Linked DNA regions of Homo sapiens: region 1 is linked to region 2. A link is a loop called in an ENCODE intact Hi-C map of the cell type or tissue named here. Cell type or tissue: IMR-90. All regions are shown on one strand. Links, peaks and the distances in the headings refer to the core of each region. The heading gives the core; the rest is flanking DNA. Region 1 overlaps BNC2 (basonuclin zinc finger protein 2). Region 2 holds the start of BNC2-AS1 (BNC2 antisense RNA 1).

Region 1 (12,600 bases), core at 2,404-10,403, 97 kb after region 2:
CAGGAGATCGAGACCATCCTGGCTAACACAATGAAACCCCATCTCTACTAAAAATACAAAAAATTAGCCAGGTGTGGTGGCAGGTGCCTGTAGCCCCAGCTACTCGGAAGGCTGAGGCACTAGAATGGTGTGAATCCGGGAGGCAGAGCTTGCAGTGAGCAGAGATTGCGCCACTGCACTCCAGCCTGGGTGACAGAATGAGACTCTGTCTCAAAAAAAAAAAAAAAAAGATATTTGAAGGTCTAATTATAGGATAAATTTGGTGACTAAGAGGTTACTCTTAATAACAATAATCATATTTGGTTTACCTATTTGTCACCAGACAGTATCCAGACTTCATGTGACTAATGGTGACAACTGTATTTTGAGAAATTTGGAAAATCACATAAGCTGTTGGTGATACTTTCAAATCAGAATGTTTTAAATAGCGGACAAGGTAAAGCAAGCTCAGAACTTAATAATAGAGGAATAGATACAGTATATTGAAGGAAAAAAATACATTGACATTTGCAAAGAGAAAGATGCTGTTTCTATAGCATACCTAAGTCCATTGAATTTGCACAGTGGACAAATTGCAATTGGGGAATATTATTCATATAAATAGTCCTGTCAGAACACGGGATGAGTAGAGTCTTGTGGAACAGTTTGTTTAGAGAAGTACTAGTTAGGAATCACTTGTATTAGCTGGTAAGCATCAAGAGAAACGCTTGGATAGGGTAGTTTAATAAACAGTGTCAGCACATTTACATGGATTGTGACAGTTTTATCTTTTGCTAAATAGCCTAGAGTAAGCATTATTTTAGCATGTTATCAAAAATAATTATAATATATTTGGCACCCACTGAAATTCTGACTTACCTGTTGGGGTATGTTTTTGGTAATTCAGAACAGATTGATTGAAGAATCTTCTTTAAAAGTTGCATTTTAGATGTTTTCTTTGGGTGGTTCTTGTAGCCATCACAGAAATAAACATACCTTAGTTTGCAAACCGCTATTTACTTGGATCTGAATAGGAAACATTGTCACGATGTTACGATATACTGTATTTCCGGATACCTTAACAATTATTAGATAAACACGATGAAGATGGAAAATATTGAAGAAATAATGATATTATAAAAACTTTTGAATGGTTTTAGTTGAAAACAAACCAAGAATATATTGGTATAGACATAATTGCAAAGTAGAGCTACCGCACTACCAAAAAAAGTTATTTGAGGTAGTTGCTGGAAGCAGAATTTTCACGGTTAGAAATGCTTAAAAAGAGGCTCTTTTAAGTAGAAAAGAATGTGAGACTTTAGTTATTGTAACAGTAGGCTTCAGAGTAGCCATAAATGAAGTTTAGCTGGAGTAAGACTAACAGGGTTTTAATCTGTTGTTTTTCTAGTTAAGGCTTATTAATAACATTTATGTATGGCCTTGTTCATTTGTGCACTGGGACAGAACTAGAACCTTGGGCTCCCCATTTTGTTCTTTGGTACAGGGCCATCGTATTTCAGTAAATAGAGAGTTTTTTCTCTTCTTAGACGTCTAAACAATGGCAATAATTTATAACTAACTGCTCTTCGTTATGTTGCAGAGGCAAATTGCGCAGAAAATTATGGATAATTTTAAAAAGATGAAATACAGGTGGCTCATCTAAAACAGACTCCAATTAAAACCACATTGTATTAAATAGAGCCTGCTTTAGATAGGCTCCTCTTCATGCTAAATATGAATGAAGCAACAATTTTAGATATAATAGCTGGTATCTGGATTTTAATATGATCAGTTCTCATGCTTCGGGGCCCAAATATTGCCAGCTGGTATTAAGAAACCTACCCTCCTATAAAACTCGATTATATTGTTTTCCCTAAGAGTATTGCTTTAGGAATTATTGAGAAAGTGGTTTTTACAGGGTATAGACTTTTGCATAAAAGTTGGTGCTAAAATTTGACTCATCAAAATTTGCATCACACTCTTGCATCTGGAATATTACCAGATGGCGTTAAATTAGACCTTGGGATGGGTGTCTCATTCAGAGACATGGCAGTCTGTACTCAGTGTAATGGGTGAGCAAAGATGTGTTCTAGACCTAAGTGTATGCTGTCTGCATTATGGCTTATATAAAATGGCCACATCTGTTATTTTATCAAGAGAATAAGTTTTCTAAGTTTTGGTTGGTCTGATATGCTAATATCTGCAATTAGCAGAGCCTTGACAAATTGTTCCCTTAAATTAAGAGTTCATCAGTTTGGCAGAATGTGACCTGATAAAATGATTTGGGAATATGGTGCTTTTACATACACAGATTTTTTTTTTTTCCCGTTTTAGTCTTTCTTAGCCATCAGACTCCAGAAGATGTACAAGGCTATGCCAGTTTTTTTGTTTGTGCTTTTAAAGAAATTATTACCGAATGTGGGGGATCCACGGAAAGTGAACTCCTGGAGGGACAGAGGAGGAGCAAGACTGTCTGATCCTGAGATCTCAGTGCCTAAAACATAGAAGGGGTTCAGTAAATACTTGTTTGAAATAAAAATAACGATTAAAAAAAAGGAGGGAATAGTTCCTACCATCATATGCAAGATGACATGGGTAGTCCTGACTCTTCTGGAGTAAGGAGACTGAGCATTCTCACTGCTGAATTAGGTGAAGGGAAACTTAGAATCTCCTTAAAAGGGACAAACAAGACCCTACATGATTGGACCTGCCCCTTACCCTGTCTGCCATTCTTGTCATTTCTTGCCTCAGCCTTATTGCCCCAGCAACACAGATCAGCTGGTAGTTCTTTGCCGATTTTGTGCTATTTCCTATCGTGGAACATTCTCCCATGTTGTTCTCCCTAGTCCTTATCTTGCCTGGTTGGCTACTAAACTTGTATTTAAGCTTCATTATGTTCTGTCTTTTTTTCTGAAGTTGTTCTAAAGCCCTACCTGAGTTGGTGCCTTCTTCTGTTTCTCTGGAAATCTCTGTGTGTTTCTGCTCTTCTGCACAACGTGATAAATTATTTGAATTTTCTCCTTCACTAGATGGTTTTTATGTCAAGATGCTTTTCCTTATATTTGTTCAAACCCAAACATTGGACACGATGGTAGGCCACGGAAATCAGTTAATAAGTATTTGCCAAATGATTGTTCATACCAGCCCTCTCAGTTGCAGAATGAAAAACTTTGAATGCTTCTTTAATAATAAATCTTCTTGACTATTGGCTGTGATTCTAAGTCCCTTGTTATAGGAGTATGGTTATTAACCTAGTTATTTCTGCCATGTTTCAATGTGGATAAGCGTATTTAACAGATTCGCTCTGTTGCATTGATCCTGTGATGGTGTTATATACTACTCCAGTGCCCTGGACTGTGCGCTACAGGGCAGCCTCTAGACTTTGGGATTAAGTAATGGTGATTCGGTGGGGGTATGGGTTCTTATTTTATGGGAGTGTTTTGGCAATTAAGTGCTATTTAAAGGTATTATTTTTGTTAGAAAGATAAGGATTTAGATCTGTGGTTCATTAATTATGTAAAAGTTGAATTAGCAAAGGCTAGTTTTTGGCTCAAATTATGAAAGAATACTCTTGGGAAACTGGGTATCGGGGAGAGGATAAGTAAGTTTGGTTATTTGTCTTGAGATTTTATAGAGAACACACACGTACCCCATAAATGTAGTTTTAAAGAATTGTTCAAAGTAAATCAATTTTTGATTTTAAGAAAAGCTCCAGGCCGGACATGGTGGCTCATGCCTATAATCTCACCACCTTGGGAAGCCTAGGTGGGCTGATCACCTGAGATCAGGAGTTCGAGACCAGCCTGACCAACGTGGAGAAACCCCGTCTCTACTAAAAATACAAAATTAGCTGGGCGTGGTGGCGCATGCCTGTAATCCCAGCTACTCGAGAGGCTGAGGCAGGAGAATCGCTTGAACCCGGGAGGCGGAGGTTGCAGTGAGCCGAGATCGCACCGTTGCCCTCCAGCCTGGGCAACAAGAGTGAAACTCTGTTTCAAAAAAAGAAACGCTCCACATTTTTAAATAATACACAGGTTTTGCAGTGTAACTACTGGTGAGGACCAGAAATCTAGTTACTAGATTTCTTAAAAATAAAATTTCTCACACTGTTTAAAAAAAGGAAAAGAAGTACACTTATTTTTCCTATGTGTAGTTTATACATGCTAAATAAATAAAGTTTAGAAAATGGAATTTAAGAAGAGTAAAAGCATCGCCAATAGTTCCTTCCACACAGGTGTTAATCATTTTTTGTTTTCACTTGTCTTTTGTATTCATTTTAAAAATAGAGGACCATATTGCGTACACTGCTTTGTAAGCTGCTTTTTGCTTATCAACATTTTGTAACTATCTTTCCATGTTATTAATAACTGAGTTTTAATGCTTTTATCATAATTTAATCATAATTTTGGCTCAGCCATATTAGCTCTTTCTTGATAGATTTTACTGTGTAATTTAATAATCCAGTTTTGGACTTTTCCCACTTAGACTAGTATTCTTTATTAGATTTAACATGAACTAAGTGCTATAAATGAGTCAATATTTTTTTAAAATTATATGTCTGTTTATCAGTGTACTGTTTCAAGTCTATGTATTAGTTAAGTCTGTTCTTCAGGCTTGAACATAGGCATACCTCCTTTTATTGCACTTGGCTTTACTGCACTCTGCAGATACTGCATTTCTTTTACAAATTGAAGCAGTGGCAGAGTTTGAAAGAATTGACTCCAATTTTGAAAGAAGTCCTAGTGTGGATAACATGCTATCCAAAGCATCAATGCTACAGAGAAATCTTTTCTGAATGGAAGAGTCAATTGATGCGGCAAACCGTCTATTTTATGAGTAGACACCACAGCCACCCGTCTTCATCAACCACCACCCTGATCAATCAGCAGCCATCAACATCTAGGCAAGACCCTCTGCCAGCAAAAAGATTACACCTCACTGAAGGCTCAGACGATTGTTAGCATTTTTTAGCAATAAAGTATTTTAGATGTATGTATGCTGTTTTTTTTAGACATAATGCTATTGCACACTTAATAGACTACAGCATCGAATAAACAAATTTTATATGCACTGGGAAACCAAAAAAAAATCATGTGACTTGGTTTATGTGGTGGTTTGGAGTGGAACCTGAGTTCGTCCGATGTTTGCCTGCAGATGCTCATCCTTTACTCTTTCCCCACTACTGTTGGTGCTCCCAGTTCTGCTGTCTGCCTTTATCCAATTGTAAGCCTCAATGTGATTTCTAGATTCACCCTAAGTACTTGCCCTTGATCAGCCCAGCACTGAACTCCCCCAAACACACAAACATTAAAGTTCATTTAGAAAGAGTGAATTTTAGGAAGAAACCACAGAGGCCAAGATCTTCTCTAATTAATGTAGTGAATCTTCTGAATGTAGTGAGTCTTCTGGCCATTTTTTGAGTATTACATTGATAGCTCATTCAAAACGAAAATTATTCACACAACTATGGTGTAAATAAAAAGATGTGATGTTAATATAATTTTTGGATTAGATTATTGCCGAATCAAGCATCTTTACAACATTATAGTTTAGAGTAATGTGTTTGGCTAAATTAGGCAATAAAAGTAAACATAAAAGGTAAACCTTCCCGATTAGTCCTTACATTTGACTTCTCTGTATGTGAAACACTGACAAAAACCAAAAATAATTTCACTACTCTGTATTTATTTTTCTGATTGAGACTTTGGAAAAGTCAAGAATGACAACGGTAGGTATTTCTTTTTTGCAGAACAAGCCTGAGATGGTACTTAGGTGCTTACATACAAGCTACTGATCACTTAATGACATTAAAAAAATTTTAATTACTTATTGCCTTCAGACACTACAGAAGTTTAAAAATCCTACTATTTCCACTTAAATTTCTAGACCAATGCTGTTGGACTTTCTTTCCCTTTAACAGCAATGATTATCCAGTTGAATGTTGTTTCACAGAAAGGAAAAGTGCATTTGTGTAAAAATATCTGGGGCTTGCCAGGGAATCTTTTTCAGAATGCTTTGTGGTTACAAATGAAGCTTATTGTTGTATAAATGGCAAGTTTAAAATCATAGAACTTTTTTGCAGTAGCTCATGGCATGAGTTGATAATCTGCGAATTGCTCTGCGTGTGTGTTTGTGTGTGTTCGCATGCATGCCTCAGCCCATCTGTAAGTAGCTGGATCCTGTGCCGTTCCTCCCCCTGTTTCCCACCTCACTTATTTAGATACATAAATACGCACACTTTTACATCTAAGGCAAACCCCAAAAGATGCATGTGGAAGGCTGGATGTGGGAGAGAGGTGTTTTCCTTTAATTGACCTCTCACGGCGTTCCACTTGATAAAGTGACAACATTTTCTGAAAACTTAAGGTTTTTGAATGTGTGGATTTTCTCCCTACCACTGTAATTTCTGAAACTTTCTCTAAACAAGATGGCTGGCACATTATGGGGACAGAGCAGAGACATAGAACAGAGACAAAGCCGCCCTGAGAAGGCAGACACACTTATATTGCTTGTGGTTTTTCAGTACAGCTGCTTTCAGATGAGCCGGCTTGTTCTAAGCTGGTCCCACTGCCAAAGCAAGACTGTCACACAGCTGGTAGTACTTACTGTACTTGCGGGAAAGTATGTGATTCATTAGTTGGAACCGTATGTTTTTCACCAGTTCTGGTCATGTTTTTGTTAGGATGTGGTAAAAACACAAGCAGGGGGTGAAGGGACAATGGAAACATGTGACTTCTTAAGGATTGGCCTGAACCCGTTATTAGCTAAATTGTACACCGTAAAATGTCCTTTGTACCTCATAAGACAAATGACTTAATTTTTTATTCCTCAGTTGAGGTCATTCAGTCATAAGTGGTAAAAATTATCAACACTGAGCTCTTTTTCTCTTTTTACTTTCTGCAAAGTATTATGATCCGTTTAAACCCCAAATTATAATATGAAGGGAAGTCATGCAAGTAAAAGACATTAATTTGCTGAAAAATGCCCATGACGGGTGAAGAACTTTAACTGGAGTGAACTCTTGCTACTGATAAAATATGAGTATGGTATTACAGCTCATAAGAAACACTTCTAATACCACAGGGTGTGAGGAGAACAATAAATGGGAGTTTCTTTGTCTACACATGATCAAGCAGACTCAAATTGTATGGCTGGAGGATTGAGAGACTAGTCTTTTAAGTAATTTTGGTGTCATTAATGGGCTTGCATCACAGTATCTCTGTAATGCTCAATCCTGGTATTGTGCAGAACTGCTGGTGTGAGCCGCATTGAATATTGGCCTGTTATCACCAGGTTTTTGAGCTTGTGAATATTTTACAACTGCACAGGCCGAACCATATTCTTTGGAAAATGAATGCCATTGCTGCTGTGTTGTGTTCTCCTTACATAGGAATATGCTTTGACATTTGCTTGCTTCTGCTTCATTCTGACACTGGAGTTGTTTTACTTTTGTCCCCACTCCCATAGCCTGCTATTGAGACAGGTGGTATTTTCAAAGTCTAAGTAAAATATTGGCAGATTATGCCTCTACCCTCAGACTCTGTTTTTCAACTGTTCCCTTCTAAAGTTCTGCACCGTTCATGCCTCACTACATACACTCCAGCAGTTGCTGGACTCTGCAGAATTAGAACCAGGTCTGTCTCTGACAATTAGCTCAACTGGCTGCAGGATAAATAAAGGAATGCGCTCAGGGGCTGTAGTCTGTGACACAGTGTAACAGAGCGTAAAAAGGTGCATCTGTTCCATGCCCTGATTCAGTCGCCTCACTGTCACTGGGAAGTTACCGACACGGAGACATGCCCGTGCTGTTTGGTAAACAAGCGGCAGGTATTAAATTAACAGGGCTGTGAGTGTGCAAACGTGCTGCTTTATTAAAAGCCCTGCTATCTTGGCTCACTGCTGGGTCACAGGCAGTTGCTAGAGCATCTAGTAAGATGACTCATGGCACTGCATACTTCAATACCCTGTTCTCGCTTCCTTCCAGAGGGGACCGTTGACATTTGAGAGCCTGATTACGGAAGGAAAAAAAGGAGAAAGAAAAGAGAATACAGGGTGTGTGTGTGTGTGTGTGTGTTTGCCTTTTACGTTTCGTAGGCTAGGCAAGAAGGAGATGAGGGCCAGCACCCCAGAGCCAGGTTTTAGTTTAAATTGGGCTTCTGAATCCAATACTAAATTGCAACCAGGTCTCTGTCTTTGTTGTTGTTTATTTTCTCTGCCTTTCTGTCTCACCCTCCTCATGACTGCTACTTGATTTGTGGTTGAAATAATGAGGGGATAACTGAGAGATGAAAGTTTTGCTCTGTCTGCCTGCACTGGGTGGGCACCATGCATCTTGCAAATGTACTTGCAGGAAAAAACACTTCGACTTTTATTATATTCTTTAAGCATTTATCGCCTTTGCATTTAATATTTTTAATGAAAAACTCGCATTTTAAAGACTTTCTGCTTTCATTCAGCAATGTCATGATTTTTGAAGTTTGTTTTCCCTTCAGCTTCAGGAATGCTTTACACAGGGTCATGTGTGGTTGCCTTGTTGAATTGTTCCTCACTTTTGTGGTCTTATCTTTGAGGAGTCCTCTTTAGATATACCAAGGTCTGTAGGCAAACATTACAAGACAATTTTCAGTACACATGTCTGTGCTAAAGAGACTGGCATTTCTGAAGGTTTCCTGCTCCCCTCCAAGTTGTGTTTCTTTTAAGGGCCCCAACTAGCTCCTCATCCATTAGAAGATGATGTAATGCTAATGGTATCTAGCTCCACACAGCTTGGACCAAAAATGATTCCAGTTGGCTGTATTTGAATGTGAATGACCAGAAGGTGCTAGACATTCTCCACTGTAATTGCAAGTGCTTACCTTGGAAATCTCTTTTGGTTGTAGAGGTCCTTTGGTCCTCATACTAGAGATCATACCGCCACACATGCATTCCTACTGTCCAGACCCATCTTTATTGTTGGCTGTCTTTTTATAGTGATGTCTAGGTAGAGGAGTGCGATGCCCAGGGTCGGGGATAGGGAGGGTGGAGAGGAAGCAGCCTTTCTCATTGTTTGCTCAGAAAGGAAAGTATCCCACTATCTAGAGAGTTAGTGATGCCTCAGAATCTCTTTATCTTTGTAACCTCTTTTCTGTATGAAGTTTAATAAGCCGGCTGTGCAGTTTTTAAAACGCCAGTGGATTCCGCTTTTCACTTGGACCGCCCCCCGCCTTTTGCTCTGAGCATTCACTCCCTGTTTCCTTATTTCCCCCGTTCTCTTTTCCTTTATCTCAGGGGAGTTCCCTGAGTAGCAAGACTGAAAAAGAGCTGAGGTTTATGTTAGAAGAAATTAAGGTTAATGATCATTGGCTCATTTTCATATTCTGTGGGTGTGGATGGAGGAGTAATCAGTGCAGGTGGCCCTGCCAGTTGGGAGTTTTTCTTTGTCATCAAGAAAATAAGGAGAGTGCAGGGATTGAATTACCACAACTATTTCAGGACTAAACATATTTCATTTCCCGATCGGGTCTGGTTTAAGGACGCAAAGCTGACATTAATTTTATCCAAAGAAAGCACAGCATTTTTTTTGTTTCATAATTTGACTAATGCATAGGGTAGATGCATGTTCAAATTTAATTCTAGTATAATCTTACAAATAATTCTCTGAAAAGCAAAGGGGTTTTGATTCAGTTTGACAGTTTATGTTTCTGTGTCCAATTACCACTTAGTTATTGAATGTTAAAAAGCTGCTTTCTAAAATGTGCACTCCGACTGCACCAATTGGCTTCCCAGCTGCCTGCTATTACATGCGAGGTGCTCTCTTCTAACTTTTTAAAGGATGTACACAGTTGAAGTAGTTATGTTTAGCTAGCAAAGGAAGTGGGGGATTTGGTTAGGAAGTGCTTGCTGGCCTTGAAAAACTATCATGTGTGCATTCTCATTTCAGCCACATAAAGATCATTCTTTAAATAAATACTTGTTGGATTAAAAAAACCTTAAATGCTCCGATAAACTAGAGAAATAACTTTGATTTTTTTTAAAAACATGACTTCCATTTGGATCAACTTTTTAAAGTTTTCAATATGCTTTTAATACCACTGATGTAACTTTCTACAAGTGAGGTATTCTGATTCCATGCTTGGAAAAAGAAGATCTACAGGTTGACCAGAGACAATAAAAGTCATTGAGGAAGAGTGTCAACACTTGCCATGCATGGTAGGTTTTGCTTTCTTAGCGGAATGCAGCAGACGACTCAAGTGACCTGATCTGTTTTTAAAGCACAAGGTTTATTTGGCTGTTACAGTGTGAGTATAATATTAATGATACTAATGTAAAATTAACTTTTATGTTGTGTGAGCAGTTTTTCTTGTTTCCCCCTTTAAAATTGCAGATATTTCCTTGTGCATACATCTGGTGTTGTTGCCATAGTGAACATTTATATAACTTTGTTTAAGCCATGAAAAGTTTGGTATAATCGGGTAGTTTGGCAAGTCCACGTGAAGGTGGTTTTCGGTTTTCATAGCCCTGTGGTATGAGTCCACATGCAGTTGAATATTCATTGTATGGCCATTAATATAAATACTTCGTCTAGCTTATTAATAACACATGAAGAGACCATGCCCAGACATTCAAAGGGCAAGAATGTTTTAGTGGTTTCTGGAAGCTCCTTGCTGTGAAGAAATAAGGCTTTTAAAAAACATTGTAGTTTAGAGTTTTGAAGTAGCACTTTAAAATATTTTAAAATACATTTGGTATATCTTAAGAAATTCTTGACTAGGCTAAAACTTAATATTGAACGAAGTGATCTTTTGAGATCAATATGATTTCCAAGTTTGACATTTAAGCAAATCATGTTCTCTGTTTTAAGAAACATTAAACAAGGAGACAAAAATACACAATACATCAGTTTCTAAGGTAACATTATTTCCTACCTTCTGCTTTGCTTTTTACTGAATCCTTTTTACCTTTCCTGCTACTGATAGATCTCAAAACTGGCCTCACGGGGTTTTCCCAAAGGCTTTTGGAAAGATCCATTTACTTTATGACCCACATACATCTGGTATTAGAGCAACTATGAATTAATCCAGCCTCACTTCAGTGTTTATCTGTTATGCATTAGGAATATTTAAAAAGCAAATAATTTAAACTAATGTTTTTCTTGCATGTAAGTTAGATCCTTAAAATCAGCTACACATCATATTAACTTGAAATTTTTAAATAGTCGACTGAATTGCTTTACAAAGTGTAGTTGTTTAAGCCATTCTGATGGTTTTCTCTGCAGGCTCCTTAGCTTTGACAATACTGTTCTACTCCTTCACTTGCATCTACTTGTTAGTGCCTTTTACTTTGGTCTTTTCGTTTCTTTAGAAAGTTCTTCCTTTTGGATACATAGAATATAACGTCATTTATTGATCTCTCTTTTCTGCTACCTTTGTATTAGAATTTTAAACACGTCATGACAGGAAATAATTCAGTCTGGTACAATATGCCCTCTCTCTCCTAGTTTTTAAGTCCTGAGTCTTGTATGCCGCACTTTCAATCTCTGGTGGCTAACCTGACTACTTTGTGTCTCGTTTACTGGAATACGTCCATAAAGCAAGGATACATGTGTGTCTTACATGTCCAACAACGTATTCCAACAAAGGCTTTCAGTGAGCCAGGATGTGTGGCTTAGTTTCACCATCATTTTGGTAAAAATACATGTATTAAACAGATACTGAATTTCTGACTTGCATTTAATCTTCTCCTCCTGTTTTATGTTTTCTTTCTTTGATTCAGACAGCAAACTGATTCAAATCTTCAGTATAACCTATAAAACCAAAGGTTTATTAATATTAGGGTACCCAGAGAATAAAGTTGTTCATCGTTTTTTAACAGTAGAGAAATAAAAATAATAAGGTTTTTTTAGTATATAATTAAGCACTTAAATTGTCACCTGAAATTGTTGTTCTTTACATGCGTTTCCCTTAGCCCTTTGTAATTACCTAACACTGCCAGTTAGCGCCAGTTGTGGGAGCAACAGGCTTCTAAAAATACCCTCCTCCTGGCCTGGCCACCCACCTAAGAACCATGTGAAGAGGTGTTTTGTGAATTATCAGAAAGTTAGGTATAACTGATGCAATCTGTGCAGCTATTTCTGTCAAAAATTGTGCCTCCAAGAGGGATCAGCTACATTATATCTTGTAATTTCAGATACACTTTCTTGGATTTAGTGGAAAAACCTTCTCTGAGGCTTTGGTAACCTTCTGACCAAATGGATTGCAATCAAGTGTACCTGTGATAGTGAGCTTGAATTCACAAAACAAGCAACTCGATTCATTGCTTTGTTAATCCACATCCACTTAAGGCATAGATATTCTTTATTTGATACGTCATCTTGGTTTATTCATCATGATTAGTAAGTTTGTCTACATTAAAAATATTACACAAATCCTGAAAAATTTTAGTCTAAAAGTCATCAGAGGGAGCTATAGGTTCTTAAATTAATTGACTAATGAATAAAACCTATTTTCCTATTGGGTGTTCTTCACTGCTTCTTTTAGAGTGGGCGCAGATGAAAATGAATCATGGAGTTTAGGAATGAAAGTGTGAAAAGTAACTAGATAAAATTTTATAATTTGGGGAGCTATAAAATTTAGAATCCATTTC
Region 2 (12,600 bases), core at 1,932-9,931:
TTTAAGTTCAGGATTTAGTGTATTAGAGCCAGTATATGAAAGGCATGTTATAGTGCATTCCTTTTCTTGGAAGATTTTAAACGTTAAAACATCATCAACATCAGAAGTCACTTTCAGAGCCATTGCCTTTTTTTCCCCTTCAGTTCTCCAATCTATTTTACCATTGTAAAATGCTTTTGAGTTTCTTACTTTGTGTAAGTATATTTCTACTTATGTGGTGTGGTGTGGGGGAAGTATTCACATTCACACAATGTCTTTAACTTGGATGCAGTGAAACCTAGTTTGGTGGACTTCATAATTTCCATGGTCCATCTCTCACTATCAGTAAATGTGGGAAAGCCAACAGATGGCCTTTAAGTACTTCTGATTCTTTAACCTGAAATACTCAGAATCAGCAGCAAAAAGCAATTATTGTGGAAGTGATACTTGTCTTCTTCCTTCTAGTTTTAAATAATTTTCATATAAATGATTCCAGAGAGTTATTCCATAATTGTCAGACTATGTAGCCAGTGAAAAAAACTCAGAAGACATATTTGTGCCTTGTAGGTGTATTTTTTTGTACCTGTGTCTGTAAAACGATACAGATGTCCCACTTGCTAGATAGAAATTATCCTAATGTCAAATGTTCTACACAGTATGTTATATGTGGAAGTTCAGATCATGTATCTTGGGGATTTATAGAGGGATTAAATGTTCTTTTCAAATATTTATTTTAAAATGAGTGTTAGAGAAACTTAAAATCTTATTTATTATTGAGTCTGGATTAATTGTTGTCTCTTTTTGTAACAGAGCTTGTCCTCTTTGTAAATTTGTGTTACAAAGTAGTTAAGATTTTGTTTGAGCAAATCCATTTAGCAGGTGCAGTACTGTATATTTATGAAAAAATATTTTTTAAAACTTAGAAAGATATCCTGCTGCTTTTAAGGCTCGTGTTGTGGCAGTAACATGTTATATTGCAGACGTGTTTCAGCCAGGGCCACCTCAGTCCATGATATCTGAAGGAGCTCAGTTTGCCTATACTGGGTAGCATTTTGTCAGAAGACTGCTGGCTGGGCAGACTAGATTTGGATGTATTAGCTAGTCAGCCTAATAACCCTGTACAGACTGTATTGATTTTCTAGGAGAGAGTTTATGAACTAAATAAACTTGGGGTTGGTGTCTTAATAAACTGCTTCTCTCAGTCTGTCACATTTAGTTACGGAGCTGTGCAGTTTAGGGGGAAAAAAGGCTAATTCTGTTACAGATTGTTCACAGCAGGGTCTCCAAATTAGCCCTTTGTTTTGTAATGCCACCTTGCTTGGGCTTGCTTTGAGCACATTTCTCAGTTTTGCCCTAATGAGTTGCAACACTGATAATGTGGCTGATGATCTTTCATTGATTTCACTATCACTTGCTTGTCTGGTAATTGATCCGTTGCTGAGCCTCTAGTTAATTATATCGGCTTTGACATGGCCCGGTCCACGGGGAATTTCAAGTCTTGCAGAATAACAGTTTTAATAAAAGAGTCTATTACTGCAGGTGCTTGCTGCTGCATGCCAGTTGATTTTTGTGTTGTTAGTGTGTGTGTGGGGTGTTGGGTAGGATACCTGGGAAAGAAGAGGACTGCAGGACTGAGAAAAAACGGGGTGGGGGCTAGAAAAAGAGGAAGAGGGAGTGAAGGAGGGGGAGAAAGAGACAAGGAGAGGGCGAGTGAGAGGCGAGAGAGAACACAGGCAAAAACACACAGGCAAAGCGATACAACAGAGCCTGAGTGGAAGGAGGAGGAAGCTTGCTATTGACAGTGTCCTTAAGCCTCCCACAAATAACAGCCATTAGTGGGAAGGTCAGGAGCTGAGCAGGCAGCTTGACTGAGGCACTGAGTGCCACTTCAGAAATCAAGAGGCTAGCAAATTTTAGAGGGAGTTTAAGTGGGTAATAGCTAGCACTAAAGGTACAGTCACTGTTGACAATTGACTCGTAGGGGATTTTCCTGCCCTCCCCCCCAGCAAGAATATTTTTATTGACCACAGGTGGACTTAATATATTTTAAGGCAACAATTCTTTGGGTTCTTGTTTGTTTCCTCTCAGATATTGAATTTGCTTCTTTTGAGACTTTTTTGTGCTTAATGGTGGGGAACTGGAGGGAAGTTTAACAGAAAAGCTTTCAGGAGATGTCGGTTCTAGAGGGGAAGGCACATTTGTGTCAACATAGTGTACGTTTTCTCATCTTTTCTCATTGTCCACTAATGACACAGAGCTGCCATTGAAGCTCTTTTCTGTTTCTTTTGTTGTTTCAGAGAGTAAGGTTTATTGTTATTCTTGAGTTAAGAAGGAACAAGGAGAGTGGTACATTTGTCCTCGATATTTGTAGGTGGTTGAAGATTAATGTTCCTTACATGTTAAGTTTAGGAAGGATGGCTTTTTCCTGCTGACTACTTTTATGAGATGGCATGAATTTAGCTTTCCATTTTGAACTTACTGTTTATGTACAGTGCATTTTGTTCAGTGCTGCTTTTCCATAAATAAGGCAGACAAATACTATCTAATAAATAGGTGAATAGTTTTAAGACTTGTTTAATTAAAAATACGACATGTTATCAAGGGTGTATTTCATCAGGCAGGAAAACGTTATAGAATTTTCCACAGAGATCTTGAATAAAAAATGGAGTTTTTATATTCATTACTTTTTGCCTGAAATGGGACAGGCTTTTTTTGTTTATCTTTTTCTTTTCTTAACGATTTGAAAGGATATTGCAGATGCTTCATCTAGGAACTTTAACAAAGGATTTTTTTCTACTTCTGAGCTTTAAGAAAAGGTATACTTTTTTCCTTTGCCATTCAGTTTCTCATTAGCTAACATCCAGTTTAGTAATTAATAGCCTGAGGTACTAGATATTAAATAGTATATATTTATATTTGGCAAATGTTTATTGTGCATCTTCTATGTTATAAAAACTGCTAGGCTTATTTGCTTACTCTTTAGAGTATAAGGTCACATCTCTATGTACGTTATTTAGGAGTTTCTATGTGGTTATAAATAGCCCAGCACATACGAGATGACTTTCAGGAGCTAACATTTAGACCATAACTGAGCCAACTTTACATTCTCTTACAGCTGAATATTTTACTTTCTTCAGTGTAATTAAAAAAAAATTTAAGTATCACAGTTTTACAAATGTTAAAGCCAAAGACTGGTGTCAGATATTATGTGTTATATCAGAAAGCATTGTTGAGAAAAATTCCCGGGGAAGGGCCCTAGCTTCCCCTTGCCCTGTGCACCGTGATTGTGGTGCTGCCTGGAGTGTGCATAAGTGTGTATCTATCTGTATATCTGGAGAGGGGTTAGTGCAGGGTGTCATTTGGTGCCTGACAGTGGAACAGTGCAGTTGACTCTTAGCTCTGCTATCCAATGACATGCAGTGGCTGAGAGTTTGAAGCTGATGGTTGGGTCTCCAGTGCCGCCTGCACACCTGACAGGCAGCTGTTAAACTGAGCAAAGGCAAGCTTGGGGAGTCACAATCTATGCATAAATGATAGGGATATCTGTGCAGAAGGTGCGAAAGAAGCTCTGACCCCCTCCCTCCCCCAAATCTCCCCCTTCCCAAATGAAATGCACAGTTCAGCCAGCTTCTTAACTACACTACACTCCTGCTACTGGCTGCCAAGAGGCTCAAAAAATCCACCTTCACTTTTCAGTCAGAAGAGGCAGAAGTGGATGTGAGAGAAAGAGAGACACAGAGAGACAGAGAGCCAAAGAGGGCAAGAGACTTGACTTTAAGAGACTCCTGTACTGACAACTCCATGCAGTTCGGAACCAGAACGACTACGGCTGAACCAGGGTTCATGGGGACATGGCAAAACGCTGATACTAACCTCTTATTCAGAATGTCCCAACAGGTAAGTTACTTTCTTTCTTGATTTTTTTTTTCTTTTTTTTAAGAAACCTTGAATTGTTATGGGCACTTTTGTTTCTGGTGTTTTTCTTTCTAAATACTTTTTAAAATGTGGTCACTTCCTAGTTAGGCTCTTGTTTTGTCATAACTGTGTTACTGGAATGTGCAGGGTTACTTCATGGTTTCCCTAAGGGCGTCTTAAAAGAAAAAGGGGAAAGGATACCGAAGTAAAAGAAAGCAGAGACATTGTTGAAAAGTTTCACAGTACAATCTGGGTCAGGGGAAGACTTAATTTATTTCTTTGTTTTCTGTTGAGAATGAAAAAAGCCACCTCCCAACAAATGTATCTATCAATATGAATCACTTCGTCCAAAGTGTTTGCTCTCTCGGAGTAGGTTCCGCAACCTAAAAAACAGTCATCAAATCTCGGGGCCCCTCAGAACAGCCCTACTGACTTCATGTGGCTGGAGGCAGCTTCGTTCAGACCTGAGAAGAGAGACGAGGCTGTGCAGGCTTGGCTGCCAGCGCCGAGGGTTGCTGGAGGAGTCGGCGTGCGTGGCGGGCTGTGCTGCTCGGTCCTCGCTCCTCCGCTCCGCTCCTCCTTGCCAGCCAGCCCTCTGCGCCCGCCCCTGCATTCCCTTCGCCGGCTCCGGCCCGCTCTCCCGCCCGCCCGCCGGCCCGCCGGCGCACTCACTCGGGCGCAGCCTCGGCGTCTTCCCCAGAGCCGCTCCTCCGTCCCGGCCGCGCTGGAGGCGTTCGGCTTGCTGGCTCTGCTGGGAAAGCCGACGTGGTAGCGCGAGGCCATCGGTTACTGATAATTAATCACCGGAGCCGGCGGCTCGTACCATGCGCTCCGTGATACGCGCCCTGTGCGCCGGTCTCCTCTTGCACAATTGCTGGCTCCTTGGCTCCGCGGGGGAGCGAGGGTGAGAGGAAGCGAAGGGGACACAACCCAGAAACTTTCATCTTGGATTGTGCTCAAGTGAGGGAGGGAAGTTCCCTGGTGCCTCCCTCCTAGACACGTCTTGCTTTTCCAAAGCCTACACCAAACCCACACAAAGCAAGTTAGTTTGATATTATCATCCACACACAAAGCAAGTTAGTTTGATATTATCATCCACACAGCACGAAAGTACTATTGACAAATATACTTGGATTTTAAGTTGACGGCGGTTATTAAGAAATGTTGTGCCACTCAAGAGGAAAAAAATACTGCAACTGCTTTTTTTTTTTTTTTTTTTAAAAAGCTTTTGTTTGTAAGAGTTCACGAAAATTAAATACTTTGAGTTAGATATTTAAAGTTGTTGATAATAAAAAAAAAACAATTTGCCAGGCTATAAACTACTACAAGTTTAGAAATACATTTGCAAGCGATAATACCTACAACCAGGGTTTTGTAGCATTTAGCTAGAGAACAGTTTTAGCACACAATTCTAAATAGGATAAATGCATTTGAATAAGGTATATTTTGACATATCCTGTAGAGGGACCCTGATTACTGCTGATACAGTAAGCTGGGATTTAAATGCAATCAACATCAACCCAATAAGTAACTCTTCATGTGCAATTTCCCATTCTTTCAAGTGAAAAGTTCATTTCCACACAGAGATGCTCCTTGTCACTGCAGAGCGCTGTGAGAGGTGTTTTCCGCGACGCATCCCTGCCTGGGTGGCTCTCGCGTGTTGGAATGCAGTGTTTTCGCTAACCTTAGTACCAAATAACTTGTGCTTCACTTTTAAAACTAGATGTCACCTTCAGGGTTTTCCTTGAGTTAGTGGAGGTCGTGTGTGTGTGTGTGCGTGTGTGTGTGTGTGTTAGAAGGGAAGATTGGCTTACGTCTCCCTCTAGCTAGAAAAGAGTTAATAAAACCAGATAGAGATAATGATCAATTGATAAATGGCTATTGAACCACATAGATGGTGTTAGATTGCTTATTTGGCACTAGCCCATTTCCAAGTAGATTTGAATCTAAGGAGATTTTGTCATGGAAAACATTTTAACTAAAAAACAAATAAAGTAATATAAATGATGGGTCAGAATTAGGACAATTTATGATGTCTTTGATCCAGCTGTCTGACTGTGTGGATATTTTGTGTGTACCTGTGTGTGCATATATGTGTAATGGTGAGCATCAGTGATTATATGGAGAGAATAGAAATATAGGGAACTAATTTATGCTTAATGGATGCTATTAAAACTGTATAATATTATGCTATTTATGAAATAGAGTAGTACAACAAAAGGAGAGAAATCACAGTTTTAAATATGTTTTCTTTTTTTTTTGGTTTTGATGTAGTTAGCAATCACTCCTATCCCCCCAACCCACCTTTTTCTGTCATGGTCACTGAATGTTTACCTCTTGTGCATTTTTGGAAAGCATGTAAAAGAGGATATGAGCTTGCATTTTTTTTCTCTTCAAGATGACATTTTAGTTTGTATAAATATTACATAACTTAAGTTCAAACTATGTGAGTGAAAGTATGTGTGCTGTTCATATTTAATATGTTTGTTTTTCTTACCTGTAGTTCATCAGCAATGCTGATTCAGCACGTGTGTGTGTGTGTGTGTGTGTGTGTGTGTGTGAGAGAGAGAGACTTATTGAAATTATATCTCTGATATCTCTTGAAGCCAGCCATTTAAACGAGTATTACTTTCAATATATACAGTTACGCTAGTTTTTGTTACAGGTAAAAGTTTGTCCAGTTTAATCAAATATGTAGAATTCTGTACATCTCATTGCTGAGGCATAAAGAGGTTTCTCTAGATTATGATTATTTTATTTCTAAGTAAAATTTACTTAGCTTATGAAATGAATAAAATTTATTGGGTTATTTTTTTTAAAGTTTTCTTTAATAGTATAAAAACTAATATTTTCCTGATTATTTATTTAGACGTTTGAAAACTCTGACTAGTAGGGCTGCTATAAAAGGTTTCAAAACTGAGTTACAGATAATTTACCATCAGTATTTAACTATAGAGAAAATTGTGGGAAATGTCCATGAATACTGAAATTTAATAATCTAGTTTTATGTGTTCTATTAGTAAACTAGGAAGTAGGGATACAAAAATCTTTGTCTTTTGTTTCATATGAGCAAAGTTGGATCTGCTTAAATGTACATCTTTCATTCTGTCTAATAGTAACAAATAATCACAATCTGAAGCCAATTTAGATTTAGTGGGATGAAGTATGTGCCCCTAAAGTTCAAGTGAAGTCTATTTGACTACATTTTCCTGTGCCTGTACATTTTTTCTTCTATACTCAAGTATGATTTTCTCAAATTATTTCTATGTATATAGCTGAGTATTTGAGAACATTAAAGGGTATGACACTTGTGTAAAGGGAGTTCTTCTTTGGATCAGTTTGATCAGTGACAGGTGGAGAAAGAACCTTATTTTGCCTATTTTAGTTTCACAAGGTACTGTTAAAAGCAAAAAATGAGGCTTGCTTTTCAAAGTTTTTTTTTTAATCACACTTGAGGAGGCAATTCTTCTATTTGTATAAATATTTTGTGCATTTGAGAGAATAGTAAATAAAATTCTTGTAGCTATCTCAAGGGATGTAATAGTCCAGTCTATTTAAAAATCTTTTTAGAAAGGAAACCATAAAGGTATATAGCTATAGCCCACATTTAATGTGTTACTAGAGACATTTACCTTTTATTATTGGTGAGGTATATTTAACCTGTTTCAAATAAAATGTAGATCCCTTAATAAGGTCTTTTTTCATACTTGAGTGAAATACTAAGTTAGGATTATAAATGACTCTCTGCATCATTATGTAGTAATTTAGGATTCACCCGATGATGTAACAAAATTAACAACATAATTTCATTGTGAAACTGTGTCTTATTAAAGAACAACTGTCTGACATTCTCTTACAGTTGCTTTATTTAACTTCATGCAAATATTATTAGTAGTGACATTTTTCTATTGTGCATTAGATTCTCTCATTAGCATGATGTGTTAGTTATCACCAGAGAAATCATTTTTTAGATAGGTGAGGGGCAAACCAAGAAAGCTAAAAATTAAATCAACGATTTACATTAATACCAGAGCGTCTGCTCACCAGAGATATGACAGAGTAAAAGCAAACTTTCTTACTAATATAAAAATCTAGCACCTTTCAGAGAAATGATAAATAAAATATAAGAAATGTATAATAACATTGCTAGAATCCATTTAAAACAGTGCTCAATATGAATTTTCCTCAAGAAATCTTTTTTTTCTATTCATATAGGCCAACAATCTCAGTTTCTGGAATCTATATTTTTAAATGAAAATGTTTTTGTCCCCCCCCCCAATTTTTTTGAGTATTTATTCACTAGTCATTTAAAAGGCATATATATATATAGTATTACAAGTCAGACGCCTAGTTGTACATTGTGGTTTGGGTCTTCTTTATAGTTCATACAACGCATTTTTATTCTAAACTCTGTCCCACTCAAATAGACATCCCTTTTTACATAGGATGTATATTCTTATTTAATCAAAGCCCTGAGTAAAGCAGCTGATAGTTAATGGTCTTTGAAAACGACTTTCATTGCCAGGCATCATCCATCCCTAGCTTGCTTTCTGCAGTTTTCTCCATTTTTTACTCCCTTCCTTACAGTTAGTATGTTTGGATGATCTTGTCTTACTAAAAAAGGATTAAATTGACTAAACTTGTGGTCTTAATGCTAAAATAAATATTTATATTAAGAGGCATGCAGTTTTAGCCTGTTGAATTACTAGGCTACGACCTCCAATTTAGGCCCCTCTTAATTTGAGTGGTAATATGTTTTATTTTTAACAATAGACATATATTCAAATATAATTCTCAGTATATTGTCTGATAATGTAACACTAAAGTAGGAATATTTGGGTATTTGTATTTGTTAAGATACAAATTGTAGCATAGAGACAGGTGCTTGGTTTGTCCTAAACTTTGAAGGTCTATGGATAACATGCAGACTTCACATAAGAGATACCGTCTCATTTGTAATGCAGTGGGAAAGTAACAGTTTATATATATGGTATTCTATGTACATGTAAACGTTAACGCAAGTAAAGCATGCACAAACATATTCTCAGGTGTGTATTTTGTATATGTTAAAAATCTGTGCACAAATTTGGAGTTTATTTTCAACATGATTCATTTAAATGAATTTGAACACAGTAGGTGATCGTTTTGAAATTATTTAATTTTCTCACCTTTCTGTCATCTGCAAACAGGTCTATTATGTTTGTGTAATTTGTAAAGCCTTTTGCTAAGGTGAGCCAAGTAACTGCAGTTGAAAAATAAATCCCTCTAAGGTGCAGATATCTTATCTATAATTGTAGGTATTTTTTATAATTATATTTATGAGTGTATATTCACATTCACTGATAAATCCAATTATTCATGCATAGCTTTATGGAAATCTGATTAATGCAGTGACAGGACAGATTTGGGCTGCCACAGCAGCACATCCTCCCACTCCCATGTCAGGGTTAAGAGCCACGGCAAATCCTCCCTGACTAATTAGATGCTGAGTAAGGCATCTCTGAGAAGTTGGGGCAGAAGTGAATGGGTCACAACCAAGGCAGGATTGCAAGGACTCCAGTGATAGTGAAAGCATTCAAGTTTGCCAGGTCGTTGTGACACAGGGAGCTGATTCCAAAGGAACAGTCCGTTACAGATAGTGAGCTGGCGTCATCCACTTGAATGAAAAACACAAATTCTGGTGCCTCCCTCTCTCTACCTTGTATGCATTACACACACTCACTTAAAAAAAGTTGCATTGGGCATCTGCCGTCATCTGTCTGCAAAGCTTTTGAGAGGATTTTCCTTGTAAACGTGAATAGCTAATGATTCTGTATAGCCCAAGAGGTATTTTCTGAACTTGGCACTCTAGATTAGCACATATATCAAAAGGAAAGAGGAAAAGAAATTGGAATTTGTTTTTAGCTTGTGTCTATAATTTGAACCTTAGTGTTTGAATCGATCTAGGAATTAACTCCTTTTTCCCCCCAGAGTGCTGTCAGAGAACTTTGTGGTTGTAGAGAAAACAGAGTGAATCGGGTAGGTTGACTTTTTCAGTGAGAGAAATTTTCTGTGGGATTCCCTGCTTGTTATTGTCCAAAGAACATGGAATATAATGTTCCAAGATTTCCTTTCACGGTAGGTTTGGAGCCTGGTTTGTTATGCGTGTAGAAATAATTCGCCATTTGAAAATCCTCTTGTACCTTTGGTGGTACGCTTTTGTGGTCTGTTTATGGTGCTGCTCAGTGACCACCCTTCTCCAGACCTTGGTCAGAAGATTGTTTGGGGGTCCTAGGAAGTGATGGATCTCACTACTGTCTGCCAAAGCTGATGCCATTTTTTATTTCCAGAAAAGCAGCTGGCTTCTACATTTTGCTGGGCGATCTTCATCTACTGTAAGGACCCTGGAGACAGGAGAAAGGGAGTCAAAGACCCTTTCAAGAAACTGACATCTATTTTTAAGCTTTAGAGAAACAAAGGAAAAGAGACATAATTCAGGAACAACAGCCTTTATATCCTCACATAGAAACAAAACATTGGGTAATAGAGGGAATGTTTTCCTATAAGAAAAACTGGTAAAGATGCAGGAAAAATAAGATGAAAAAAATCTGCTAAGCAGCTCAAGGTCTAAGAAGTTTTAAAATGTGCAGATGGCATCCCAGAAATGATGTCTGGGGCCATGACATCCAGGGTCCCCACATTTCCTCCTCATTGAGCCTGACCTGTACTGCCATCTTTCTCCCCAGGTTTAAAGAAAGTTTAACGAATAGGAAAAATAAAAGTATTGATTATTTTTTAATTTGTGCGTTCCCTGTAGGAAGCCTCGCAGATTTCACAGTGTACATTCAAACCCTCAGGTGAAAAATTTATGACTGGAGTTCATTTGGGTGGAGACAGTGTGCAGTGTCATTCTGTTCAAATGCTGTATGTAGCATTTCATGCCACGAAGTGCAGAGATCAGGAGAAGAGAGGAATCGCTGTATGTTTTCTTCATTCATAGAGCTTTCTTTAATGGAAATGCTTGTGGAAAAACAACACATTACTCAAATTGGCTAGTTTAGGAACCAAATTCTCAACTTATTAATCATCATTCCGATTAAAAAAAAGAATTGATCCTTTAACAACAAAATAATATCCTTTTGTTTTTCTTTAATTAAGCCCATCAGTTTTTCATTTCTCTCTGTAAAGAAAATGAAAATAATCTTGAACAGTAGGAAGTTACTCATTGAAACAACTGATTCTCTTGAGCATATCTGACGTCTTATTTACTCAATGCTTTTGAACTGTAATGTTATTTCGCTACTGTCTTTAGGGTTTATGTGTCATTGAGTGGTGTTGATTTATAAATCTCATTCATATTTGGTTGGCAGAAATTTACTTAATGACCTAAATACAAGGTTATTCTGTTCCTATTTCCTTTCTCATAGAGGTAATTTCTTTCTCACTTTATTCTCTTTTCTTCTCATCTCTCTCATTCTGAATTCCTCCTTACTTTCACTGGCCCTTTTTGCCTTAATAGAAGAGAATTGAAATGCACCTGAAACGTAGCAGTAATTGAATAAATACCCTTTTGCCAATACATCATTCTGGCAGAGGCATGAGAGAGAGGTGCCACCCTCAGGTGTGGTCCTCTGTGAGTGCTGACAGGACTGTCTCGAGTGTTGCTGTAGAAGGGTTCTTTGAGTAAGGGCATGATAAAAACGTGTAACCAGGGGCCCTGGCTTATCATTCAGAGGTGCTGAAAGGCAGCTCAATTTGATCCTTAGCCTGTATAAGAAAGTACTTAGTTGAAGAGAGATTTTGCTTTCCTTTTTTCTTCTTTTAAAAACCTAATTCTTGGACTTATTATTTTGTGCAGTTAGACTTCTACACGAGCTTATTTCCCTACAAGAAGGAAAAGATACCAAGGGCAGTGCAGTAGGTTGAAGGGATGATTCTTTCAGACAAACTGCAGCTAGTAAGAGTTAACAGAAACATTTAAAAAAGGACTTGAAATGATGGTAGGACCAGTATTAATGGATGGTATTATGAAATTAAAATTTAAAGCATGCAGTATACATAACACATGAGGAGGATTCACTCTTGTTTTGTATTTAATAAATTTTAACCCATTGTCTCACAAGGCATACAGATTGTTAAAATTGACAAGACTGAAACATATTCTGTATGGGAAAGACATAGCTTTCAATATTGTTACCTGCTGTGCTTTTTTGAGACTGTCATGAATTTTTCAACTTTATTAAGGTGTCTTTTAGTGGCTATTGGTTCTCTAGACAGTTCTTCAGAACTCACATTTTATGATCGGAGTACCTGAACTGGGTGTCTGAAAAGGAAGATAACAGGTTAGTGAACGTTTTACATGACAACAAGTAATTGCTTTCAGCTGGCTTAAAATAATAACAAAACTAATATTAAAATGAGAATCTCCATTAGAGGATTTTAATAATTTTTTTCCCTTTCCATTAACATTTAAATCAAGAAGAATTTCATTGATTTAAATCATTAGGGTGGCTATTTGGGACACCTGATCAGGCATAGATTAAGAAAGCTGCCCACTACTGCGCCCTCTGCCAGTGCTGGAGGTCAGTGGACATGGCTGGGATGTCACCGGCAAGATATGGGGAGTAATTATACACTGAGCATATTCATGAGAGTGTCCCTGAGTGAGAATGCCTGCAAACATTCTCATTGTTGACCTCATGCCAGAACCTAACTTGGAGTCAGCGA

The links. Peaks named below come from ENCODE experiments on the same cell type or tissue, not always from the same donor. Only the 100,000 strongest peaks of a DNase experiment are listed, where the experiment ranks them.
Region 1: a loop joins it to region 2, with 2.8 times the contacts of the local background. A loop is called at or near these places in 6 of 110 quality-filtered maps.

Annotation. Positions count from the first base shown.
Region 1 is chr9:16,622,132-16,634,731 of GRCh38, reverse strand. The region is part of intron 3 of BNC2 (basonuclin zinc finger protein 2); the gene reads left to right. Among named protein-coding and RNA genes, the nearest start is that of BNC2-AS1, 98 kb to the left of the region's middle. RefSeq lists an enhancer at 7,235-7,768. In IMR-90, for the core only: no CTCF peak of the experiment used is centred there; DNase peaks (open chromatin) are centred at 6,121, 6,621, 7,941 and 8,711; H3K4me3 peaks cover 401 bases; H3K27ac peaks cover 3,662 bases.
Region 2 is chr9:16,719,073-16,731,672 of GRCh38, reverse strand. It overlaps BNC2 (basonuclin zinc finger protein 2), which reads left to right. Exons shown (of 7, transcript NM_017637.6): 3 at 3,676-3,876. BNC2-AS1 (BNC2 antisense RNA 1) reads right to left here and starts at 4,859. Exons shown (of 3, transcript NR_151723.1): 1 at 4,718-4,859; 2 at 4,567-4,642; 3 at 4,149-4,358. RefSeq lists enhancers at 977-1,524, 4,775-5,276. In IMR-90, for the core only: a CTCF peak has its summit at 5,370; DNase peaks (open chromatin) are centred at 4,772 and 5,372; H3K4me3 peaks cover 2,084 bases; H3K27ac peaks cover 2,599 bases.